Linked DNA regions of Homo sapiens: regions 1 and 2 are each linked to region 3. The links are chromatin contacts, found by POLR2A ChIA-PET in ENCODE. All regions are on one chromosome and are shown on one strand. Each heading gives the region's core, a stretch centred on a gene start or an enhancer-like site at or near the end of the contact. The rest is flanking DNA. Distances are from core to core; before and after follow the strand shown.

The links. ChIA-PET counts read pairs that join two places held with the same protein, here RNA polymerase II (POLR2A).
Region 1: POLR2A ChIA-PET joins it to region 3 with 14 read pairs in AG04449. The contact joins two enhancer-like sites. POLR2A ChIA-PET finds 5 or more read pairs at or near these places in 2 of 52 experiments (AG04449 and AG04450).
Region 2: POLR2A ChIA-PET joins it to region 3 with 18 read pairs in A673. The contact joins two enhancer-like sites. POLR2A ChIA-PET finds 5 or more read pairs at or near these places in 2 of 52 experiments (A673 and common myeloid progenitor, CD34-positive).

What each region holds. Positions count from the first base shown.
Region 1 is chr4:41,159,025-41,162,250 of GRCh38, forward strand. All of the region lies in intron 1 of APBB2 (amyloid beta precursor protein binding family B member 2), which reads right to left. Among named protein-coding and RNA genes, the nearest start is that of APBB2, 54 kb to the right of the region's middle. Within about 2 kb of position 1,552, at least 6 of the 41 ENCODE cell types and tissues checked have a DNase peak (open chromatin) inside an H3K27ac peak, as active enhancers do.
Region 2 is chr4:40,529,799-40,532,771 of GRCh38, forward strand. All of the region lies in intron 2 of RBM47 (RNA binding motif protein 47), which reads right to left. Among named protein-coding and RNA genes, the nearest start is that of MIR4802, 29 kb to the left of the region's middle. Within about 2 kb of position 1,638, at least 2 of the 41 ENCODE cell types and tissues checked have a DNase peak (open chromatin) inside an H3K27ac peak, as active enhancers do.
Region 3 is chr4:40,886,302-40,889,476 of GRCh38, forward strand. All of the region lies in intron 12 of APBB2 (amyloid beta precursor protein binding family B member 2), which reads right to left. Among named protein-coding and RNA genes, the nearest start is that of NSUN7, 140 kb to the left of the region's middle. Within about 2 kb of position 1,735, at least 2 of the 41 ENCODE cell types and tissues checked have a DNase peak (open chromatin) inside an H3K27ac peak, as active enhancers do.

The DNA of each region.
Region 1 (3,226 bases), core at 302-2,801, 270 kb after region 3:
CCACCCCACCTCACCCTCAGGTCCTCTCAGGTTGTACTGAACCACAATCAGACCTGAAGTTTAAAGATGTAGGAAGGAGTTCTCCACTCCCACCTTGCCACCTCCTCCAAGAGAGGACTGTAGGGCAAGTCTCAAACTCACTAGGCCTTAATGCTGCATCTGTACAAGAGAAATGTATTAGCCTTAAATCGACCTTTCCCTTTCTCTATCTCTCTCTTTTTCTTTCTCTCTCTCTCTGATAGGAAACAGGAAGGAAGAAGGGAAGGGAACAGATGAATTAATATAAAGTCAGATAAAAATGGAGAAAATAACCCTATCTACCTCAAAAGGGCTATTTTTCTATGAAGCGCAAATAAGATCACAATATACACAGTAATATTAGCCGACTTACTTAACTCCTTCAGTAAATCTGCCAAGACAACAACCCAAAGAGATGAGTATTAACATTCCCATTTTTCAGATGAGAAAACTGAAATGGAAAAAGGTAAAAATAACTTGTCCAAAGAACTACAGTTTATGAATGCAAATTCAAACCCAGGATTATATCTAACCTTTTCAACTCTTAGGCCTAGTATCCTATCTTGTTGATAAAATCACTATGTAATCTGTCAATTCTTATAGAGATATTACTTTTCCCTTACTAGGAAATTTTCATGAGCTATAAAGTGCCTCTAAGCTGCAGAAAAAGCAAAGGGATGTGAATAGTCTATAAACTGCAATCTCATCCCTGGAATAAGTAAAAGAAGCTTGTAATCCTATTTGCAGCTTAATGAATGGAAAATAAATAGAAGCATCCAAAGAAAATGAAAGCAAGCAAGAAATAACATTAAGGAAGGAAGCAATAGGCTTAAGGGCAAAAAAAAAAAAAGGAAGAAGAAGGAGAAGGAGGAGGAGGAGGAGGAGGAGGAGGAGGAGGAGGAGAAGGAGAAGGAGAAGGAGAAGAAGAAGAAGAAGAAGAAGAAGAAGAAGAAGAAGAAGAAGAAGAAGAAGAAGAAGAAGAAGAAGAAGAAGAAAACATCACAGGATGCTGTTTTGCGGATACTGGAGAAACAATGCTTTTGGGAAAACATCAAGGATGAAAAACAAGGCCACGGAGGTGATTCAGACAACAGTAATGCAGTGATCCAGGGCCCAGGGCAAGCTGGCTGTAAGGAACGGGTGCGGGGCCTCACAGGTGCTGCCGGCCTGGACAGGGAAGACAAGGGCCTGGGATCAGCAGGACTTGGAAAGGAAATGACGGAAGCCCATAGCTTATGAAGTGATTAGTCAGAGTGCTTGAAGAACACCATGCACATTCCCATTTCACTCCCTGCAAATGATAGGACATGACCAGAGATTCCTTAACAGAGATGACTTTTTAAATATTAGATAAACCAGACGCAGGGAAATTTTCTCTCCAGAATGCACTCTAGTTAGCAATCAGAATGACAGAGGAGACTTCAGGGAGCTGAAGATTGCAGCAGACATAACCAGCAGTTAGGAGACCCAGGTTCAAGATACGGCTCCACCACTAATGCCCTGGGCTTGGCCGCCTTGGGCAAATCCCTCAGCGACTCAATCCATCAGCCTCCAAGAGAAGGGTGGGACAGGATGACCTCTAAGAGGCTGTGTTTGGTGACTAACTCCCTTCCCTGGTCTCCCTCTCACCCTCTTTCATCTCACATTGCAATGAGCTCTCCAATATACTTCTAGCTCAAAGAGAGGGAGGGAGGGAGGAAGGGTGGCCTAAGGATGACAAATGTGCTTAAACCTCAACATGCCTTACAAGAACTGAAAATCCAAAATATAAATCAAACTAATAAAGCCAATGAAAATTATATCTACCACTTATTGAACCATTACTATGTGCCAGACACTGTCCTAAGCACCTCGCATGCATTAGCTCACTTAATCCTTATGACGACCCTCTAAGGAAGGAGGTAGATAAGTAATTTGTCCAAGTGACACAGCTTGTGGTTAAGCTGAGATGTGAATGTGGCCTCCCGAGCCTGACCTCTTAATCATTATACCCACAGCATTAACTTTGGGGATAAGACTACCCCAGCTAATTATGATATGATGCCTCTTTGCTTTAGAATGAAATTACACCAACTCAAACTGACAGCATGTATTACAGAATGCTGCAGCTATGATCCTCTTCCCTGGCAAAAAAAAAAAAAAAAAAAAAAAACGTGGTAAGTTTGGAATTGTGATTTGGCAAATATACAGCTTGGGTGAAACCATGACTTTCATAGACACTGCTCGTTTATTCTGGAATCTCTGAGTCCAAGCCCAAAGTCTCTCTCAAAAGTATAGCATTCAGCCGGGCATGGTGGCTCACACCTGTAATCCTAGCACTTTGGGAGGCTGAGGTAGAATAACTCCTTGAGCCCGGGAGTTCAAGACTAGCCTGGGCAAGATGGCGAAACTCTTCTCTACAAAAAATTTCAAAATAAGCTGGGTGTAGTGGCAGGCACCTGCAGTGCCAGCTACTCAGGAGGCTGAGGTGGGAGGATTGTTTGAGCTCAGGAATTGGAGGCAGCTGTGAGCTAAAATTGTGCCACCGCCCTCCAGCCTGGGTGACAAAGCAAGACCCCATCTCTAAAAAGATAAAAATAAAAAATAAAGTACAACATTCCAGACACCAGGGACAATGAGGACCCCACACAGCCAACTTCTTATTTACTCAGGAGAGTAGGTGAAGCCCAGAAATGTTGAAAGAGTGGCTCCAAGTCACACAGGTAATTAGAGAGAAAGCTAGAGCTAGAATGTTGAGCCTCCCAAATTCCAGTGTAAAGTTCTTTCAATTCTTTAAAAACAAAACCCATGTCTCCTATCCCTTATTTTTTTTCCGCTTATTATAGAAACTTTCAAACACATACAAACGTAGAAAGAATGAATGAACCCCCATACAGCCAGCCATCATCCAACTTCAATGATTATTAACTCATGGGGAATCTTACCTTATTTCCACATTTATCTACTCTCCCCACCTCATCACCACCAGTTGCTTTGAAGTAAATTCCAGGCATCACACATCCTTTCATCCACAAATATTTCAGCATATATCTCTTAAAAAGATAAAATTTTTAAGAGACACTCTAAAGCATAACCACAATAGTATTAACACACCTATAAAAATTAACAATAATTTCTTAACATCAATTATCTGATCAGTGTTCAAATTTCCCCGTCTTTTTTTTTTTTTTTTTTACAATTTGTCGAATCACAATCTATACATAGATTG
Region 2 (2,973 bases), core at 388-2,887, 360 kb before region 3:
AGCCTGGGCAACAAAGCGAGACTCCATCTAAAAAATAATAAATAAATAAATAAATAAATAAATAAATAAATAAATAAATATTAAAATAAAAGTAAATAAACTTCACGATGGATTTTAAGGATATTAGACCCCCTTTTTTTTTTTTTTTTTTTTTTGAGATGGAGTCTCACTCTATCACCCAGGCTGGATTACAGTGGTGTGATCTCGGCTCACTGCAACCTCCGCTTCCCGGGTTCAAGCGATTCTCCTGGCTCAGCCTCCCGATGAGCTGGGATTACAGGCGTGTGCCACCACACCTGGTTAATTTTTGCATTTTTAGTAGAGACGGGGTTTCACCATGTTGGCCAGGCTAGTCTGGAACTCCCGACCTCAGGTGATCCGCCCACCTTGGCCTCTCAAAGTGCTGGGATTACAGGTGTGAGGCACCATGCCTGGACGATCATGAAGTTTAAAAATTCTAGGTGGAGCATCTTCTGTACTTAATTTTAATTAAATTATTATTATTTTTCTTCTTCTTTTTTTCGAGATGGAGTCTCGTTCTGTTGCCCAGGCTGTAGTGCAGTGGTACAATCTTAGCTCACTGCAACCTCCACCTCCTGGTTTCAAGCAATTCTCCTGTCTCACCTCCTAAGTAGCTGGGACTACAGGCACACGCCATCGCACCCAGCTAATTTTTATATTTTTAGTAGAGATAGGGTTTCACTATATTGGCCAGGCTGGTCTTGAACTCCTGACCTGTGATCCACCCGTCTCGGCCTCCCAAAGTGCTGGGATTACAGGCGTGAAGCACCGCGTCCAGCCCTATTTTTCTTCTTTTTAATCTGAATTTAAATAGCCATGTGTGGCTAGGGACTTCCGTACTGGACATCACAGGTCTAAAATAATTATTATAATCTGGATGAAAAATATGTCACATTCATTCTGTCACTTTTCCTTCTTTTGCCTATGGCAAAAACCACTATGATCACAGGACTCTTTTTCCTTTGAACATGGGCAGGCTTTCAGAATTCTCCATGCAAGGCGAGGCACGGTGGCTCACACCTGCCACCCTAGCACCTTGGGAGGCTGAAGTGGGAGGATCCTTGGAGCCCAGGAGTTGGGGACCAGCTTGGGCAACATAGTGAGACCTGTCTCTACAAAAAGCAAACAAAATTAGCTGGGCATGGGGGTGCATGCGTGTAGTCCCAGCTACTCAGAAATTGAGGCAGGAGGACTGTTTGAGCCCTGGAGGTAGAAGCTACAGTGAGCCATGATCGCGGCAGTGCGCTCCAGCCTGGGTGACAGAGTAAGACTCTGGAATAAATAAATAAAATAGAATTCTCTATGCAACCATTGTCAATGGCATGGACTTGGTTTACATAAAACGAAACCTGTTTGCCATTCCCGATGCAGATTAAAAAAGGTGACAAAGGTGACCTGGAGAAGGAAGGAGTTGAGGTGAGCTTCAGATGAGATCGGGAGTGATCAGGGTGGTCTGGCCACAGACTAGCTGAGCTTCAAAGGATAACATCTGGAGAGATAAAGAGGAAAGGACAAAGAGTATGGGGTTCTCTGTATAGAGGAGAGTAGCTGCGAAGGAGCTGAATGGAGCTCCCCTGGTCCTAGGACAAGGAGGATGCTGGCCTGCCAAGCAGAGAGGGTTGGGTTGGGTGTGGTTGGAGATAAGGGGATAGGCGGAAGGGTGGGTCTGGGTTATGACTTTGAAATTCCAGGACACCCTGAGGGTTTCAGAGGAGCCTGGAGAACACATTTTAGAAAGGCAACTCTGATAGCTAGGCACAGATAGGTTGTACAATGGACATGCGCTCAGATACCAGGGTGAAGGCTATGCCAGTAATGATGTGTGTTTTTCCTTTAGGAAAATAAAACTTGTTTATTATGTAAAATGTATAAATGTCAGAAAAGCAGATATAAAAAAATTAAAATCAGATGTCTACCAACCACAGATGACATTTTGATGTGGTTTCTTACAGTTTTTTTCCTCCTTCTCTGGCTAGTGCAGTAATTTAGGAATTAACATTATGACTTGAACTAGGAAGATGGTAGTGCGAATGAAGAGGAAAGGCCGTGAAAGATATCGTTAAGTGAGGCAGGGGGGTGAGGACAAAAGAGAATTAGCTTCCAAAGACAGGAGTTCTAGACCTGGGTATTCTGTGGGGCCTGAACTCCCAGCCTTGGTTTTGCCATACATCAATCTCTCTCTTTTTTTTTTATCTTTTTTTTTTTTTTTGAGATGGAGTCTTGCTCTGTCACCCAGGCTGGAGTGCAGTGGCGCAGTCTCAGTTCACTGCAACCTCTACCTCCTGGGTTCAAGAGATTCTCCTGCCTCAGCCTCTCAAGTAGCTGGGACTACAAGTGGGAGCCACCATGCCCGGCTAATTTTTTGTATTTTTAGTAGAGACGGGGTTTCACTGTGTTAGCCAGGATGGTCTCGATCTCCTGACCTCGTGATCCACCTTCCTCAGCCTCCCAAAATGCTGGGATTACAGACGTGAGTCACCACGCCCGGCATTTTTTTTTTTTTTTTTTTTTTGAGATGGAGTCTTGCTCTGTCACCAGGTTGGAGTGCAGTGGCACGATCTCGGCTCATTACAACCTCCACCTCCTGGGTTCAAGTGATTCCCCTGCCTCAGCCTCCCGAGTAGCTGGGACTACAGGCATGTGCCACCACACCCAGCTAATTTTTTGTATTTTAGTAGAGACAGGGTTTCACCATGTTGGCCAGGATGGTCTTGATCTCCTGACCTCATGATCCACCCGCCTCAGCCTCCCAAAGTGCTGGGATTACAGGCGTGAGCCACCATGCCTGGCCTTTTTAAAAAAAATATTATTCTTTTTCCTTTTTTTTTTCTTTTTAAATATTTTTTTCCATTTTTTTTTTGAGACGCCTGGCCCATACGTCAATGTCTTAACCACTTCTTATTGGAGTCTAATTAAAGGTCAGATGAGATTTTTGAGACCCCCTTCAACTAA
Region 3 (3,175 bases), core at 485-2,984:
AACCCTGTCTCTACTAAAAATACAAAAAATTGGCCGGGCGTGGTGGCGGGCGCCTGTAGTCCCAGCTACTTGGGAGGCTGAGGCAGAAGAACCGCTTGAAACCGGGGGGCAAAGGTTGCAGTGAATTGAGATTGCACCATTGCACTCCAGCCTGGGGAACAACAGTGAAACTCCATCTCAAAAAGAGAAAAAAAAAACAAAAGAAATTATGTTTGCTTGGCTTTGGTACTTCTGTAAAAGAATAAGGAGGAAGGTGCTCGCCAGGGTCTGAGTGAATAAGAAGAACGCTGAGGCCGGAAGTTAGCACAGGTCCCTGAAACTGGGTAGGGACATCCCTCCAAACTCACCTTTGAGACAGTAGCCTGGCAGGCCCACAGAGACAAGATGAAAGGGAGCATTCGGTCATTGGCCTCAGTCGCCAAGGGCAGAAATGCCAGTTCTAAGGCCCAGTGCACACACCTGCGTACGTCCTCCTTTGCACAGCAGGCAGGAGCAAAGCAGGCCAACCTGGGTGCTCCTGGGGCTGAACTAGATTGGAAAGACAAAGCTCATGAAACCCCTTGCCCCAGCCTCCATCTCCAGGGGCCGTGACATTTACCTCACTGATCAAAGGGAACAAAACTCAACTATGGCCAAGAAAGAGGAGGCAGCCCTCACTTTGCCAGGCAATAAAGCAAATGGGCCCCAAGAAACACCGTAATAAAGACAGACATGGCTCTCAACAAGACAAAGCCTTCAGCATAGTTGTGCGACAACCAAAACCCCACAGAAGACTGGTATCAGATGTGACTCAACTCCTTGTGCTGTTCATAGTAAGAGGTCTCTCCAACTCAACCCTGGGGGGCTCAGTGGGGGTGTCATAGCCAATCACCTCCTCATGCAAAGTAAACTCATTCCCGAAGGAATTTCTTCCAAGTAAATCAAAACCACTTGAAAGCCTTAAGAAAATGTCACATCCAAAATACTTTGATAATTTCTGAAATTACGTGGCTCAGGGAAGCACTCTGGATTTGCAGAAAGATTTTGCGCCCTTCATGTCTGGTATAATACACACTTCTCTTATTCATTTTAACCACATCAAGAAATCCCTGAAGAGATTCCACTTTCTCAGCAAGGAAAGTTACAAAAGAGAATGTGAAATGGGCTTCTTTTTCGCAAGCAAAAATGTTTTATTCATGCAAAGTGAAAAGCCCTTTCCTTTGCAACATTACAAATTGAATTTGCTCTTGTAAATTGCTGTTAAGGAAAAAAAAAGGAATCAAAAGCAAAGGAAAGTAAAAAAAGCAGGAGTACAAAGACCCCTTCTTCTGGGGAATGGAAACTCAGGGGACCAATGGGGAGAAACAGAACCTTTCACTGGCAAACACACTTTTAAAATTTACCGTTTCCATGCCAATCCAGCTGAAGGCAGCCACAACCCCATGATCTTGCTGAGGTCCTGCTAGCTATGTGGAACCCTCCCATGATCTCGCTGAGGTCCTGCTAGCTATGTGGAACCCTGAGCGTATTTCGAAATTACACTCATCTGCTGACACTGAGTGAGAATAAGAAGTGATTTAAAAACATGAGTAATACAGCCCACGTTTCAAAAACATAACCAAGGCAATGTAACCTAATTCACACTGATTTCATCAGGGAGTAGGAAGCTCTTCCTGCTTTGTAGGACAACTGAACTCATTAGGGTCTGGAACAGCCGCTCATCCTCTAGATCACGTGATCAAGCGTACTTCAAGTCTCCCTGCGGTCTGACTCCTCTCCGACCTCCACTGTCTTTAAAAGGAAGCCATGTCATTAGCTGCATCTGCTAGCGTGTGTTTAAAAATCAAGGGCTAACATTCATTAAGCATCTGTCATGTCCCTATCACTGAACCGATTACTGTATACACATGCACATGCACATATACGTATGTGTTGTGGTCCTTATTATGATCCTCACTTCACAGATGAGAGAACTGAGGCTCAGAGAACTTGAATAATTTTGTCAACTGGAGTTTGAATCATTTGTTTCCTTCCAGACATGTAGCATGTGGCCTCACTTTAAAGAGTTAGGGTAAGCTGAAAACCTCATCAATACAATCCACTGACAATCTGACCTTAGGAAAACCCAAGCTCATCCACTCGTACACGCATGGAATGTAACAAGCTCCACACTTTGGCTCCTGCCTCGCACACGTATGTAATGTAACAAGCTCCACACTTTGGCTCCTGCCTCGCACAAGTATGTAATGTCACAAGCTCCACACTTTGGCCCCTGTCTCGCACACGTATGTAGTGTCACAAGCTCCACACTTTGGCTCCTGCCTCGCACACGTATGTAATGTAACAAGCTCCACACTTTGGCTCCTGCCTCGCACACGTATGTAATGTAACAAGCTCCACACTTTGGCTCCTGCCTCGCACATGTATGTAATGTCACAAGCTCCACACTTTGGCTCCTGCCTCGCACACATATGTAGTGTCACAAGCTCCACACTTTGGCCCCTGCCTCGCACACGTATGTAGTGTCACAAGCTCCACACTTTCGCTCCTGCGTCGCACACGTATGTAATGTCACAAGCTCTGCACTTTGGCTCCTGCCTTAAAAACAAACTTGGAGGACAGAAACCAGGAAAAGCTCAAGCATCTTACACCCAGGACCTTCCACCAAAGTTAAATGTTTTTAATGACGACCAAATATCACCAGAGAGCTTCCTCGTAAAATTAACCAATTCATGCATCTTTCCAGGGCTACAGCTCTGGCAAGCAAGGGAATGACAGGTGTGCGCACATAATCCATCCACCCATTCCCCCAAAGCATCTGGCCCAGCTGTCATCATTCATCACTCTGGTACGAAAGCTCAAAGATGCAACTGTGCTCCCAGGAAGGCTTATCCAATTGGCAGTGAGAAGAAAGACACTTCAGCTCTCTCCTTTGCAGACCATTTCTCATGTCTGGTTCTAGCATAAATGCTTACTCTTTCACTGATGAATACTTGGCCATAATCCTTCCTTTCTGGTTTAGGTCTTGGAACTGAATCAAATGCGCTAATGCCCAGCGTTGGTTGACAAAGGCTGTGATAAGCCAAGGTAGACAACAACCCCATTAGAGAGGACCACATGACTCAATAAAAAAGCAGAATGTTCAGAAATGGAACCATAAGCTCAGGAGAGCCGCCTCTCTGTTGTCGGGGATTTT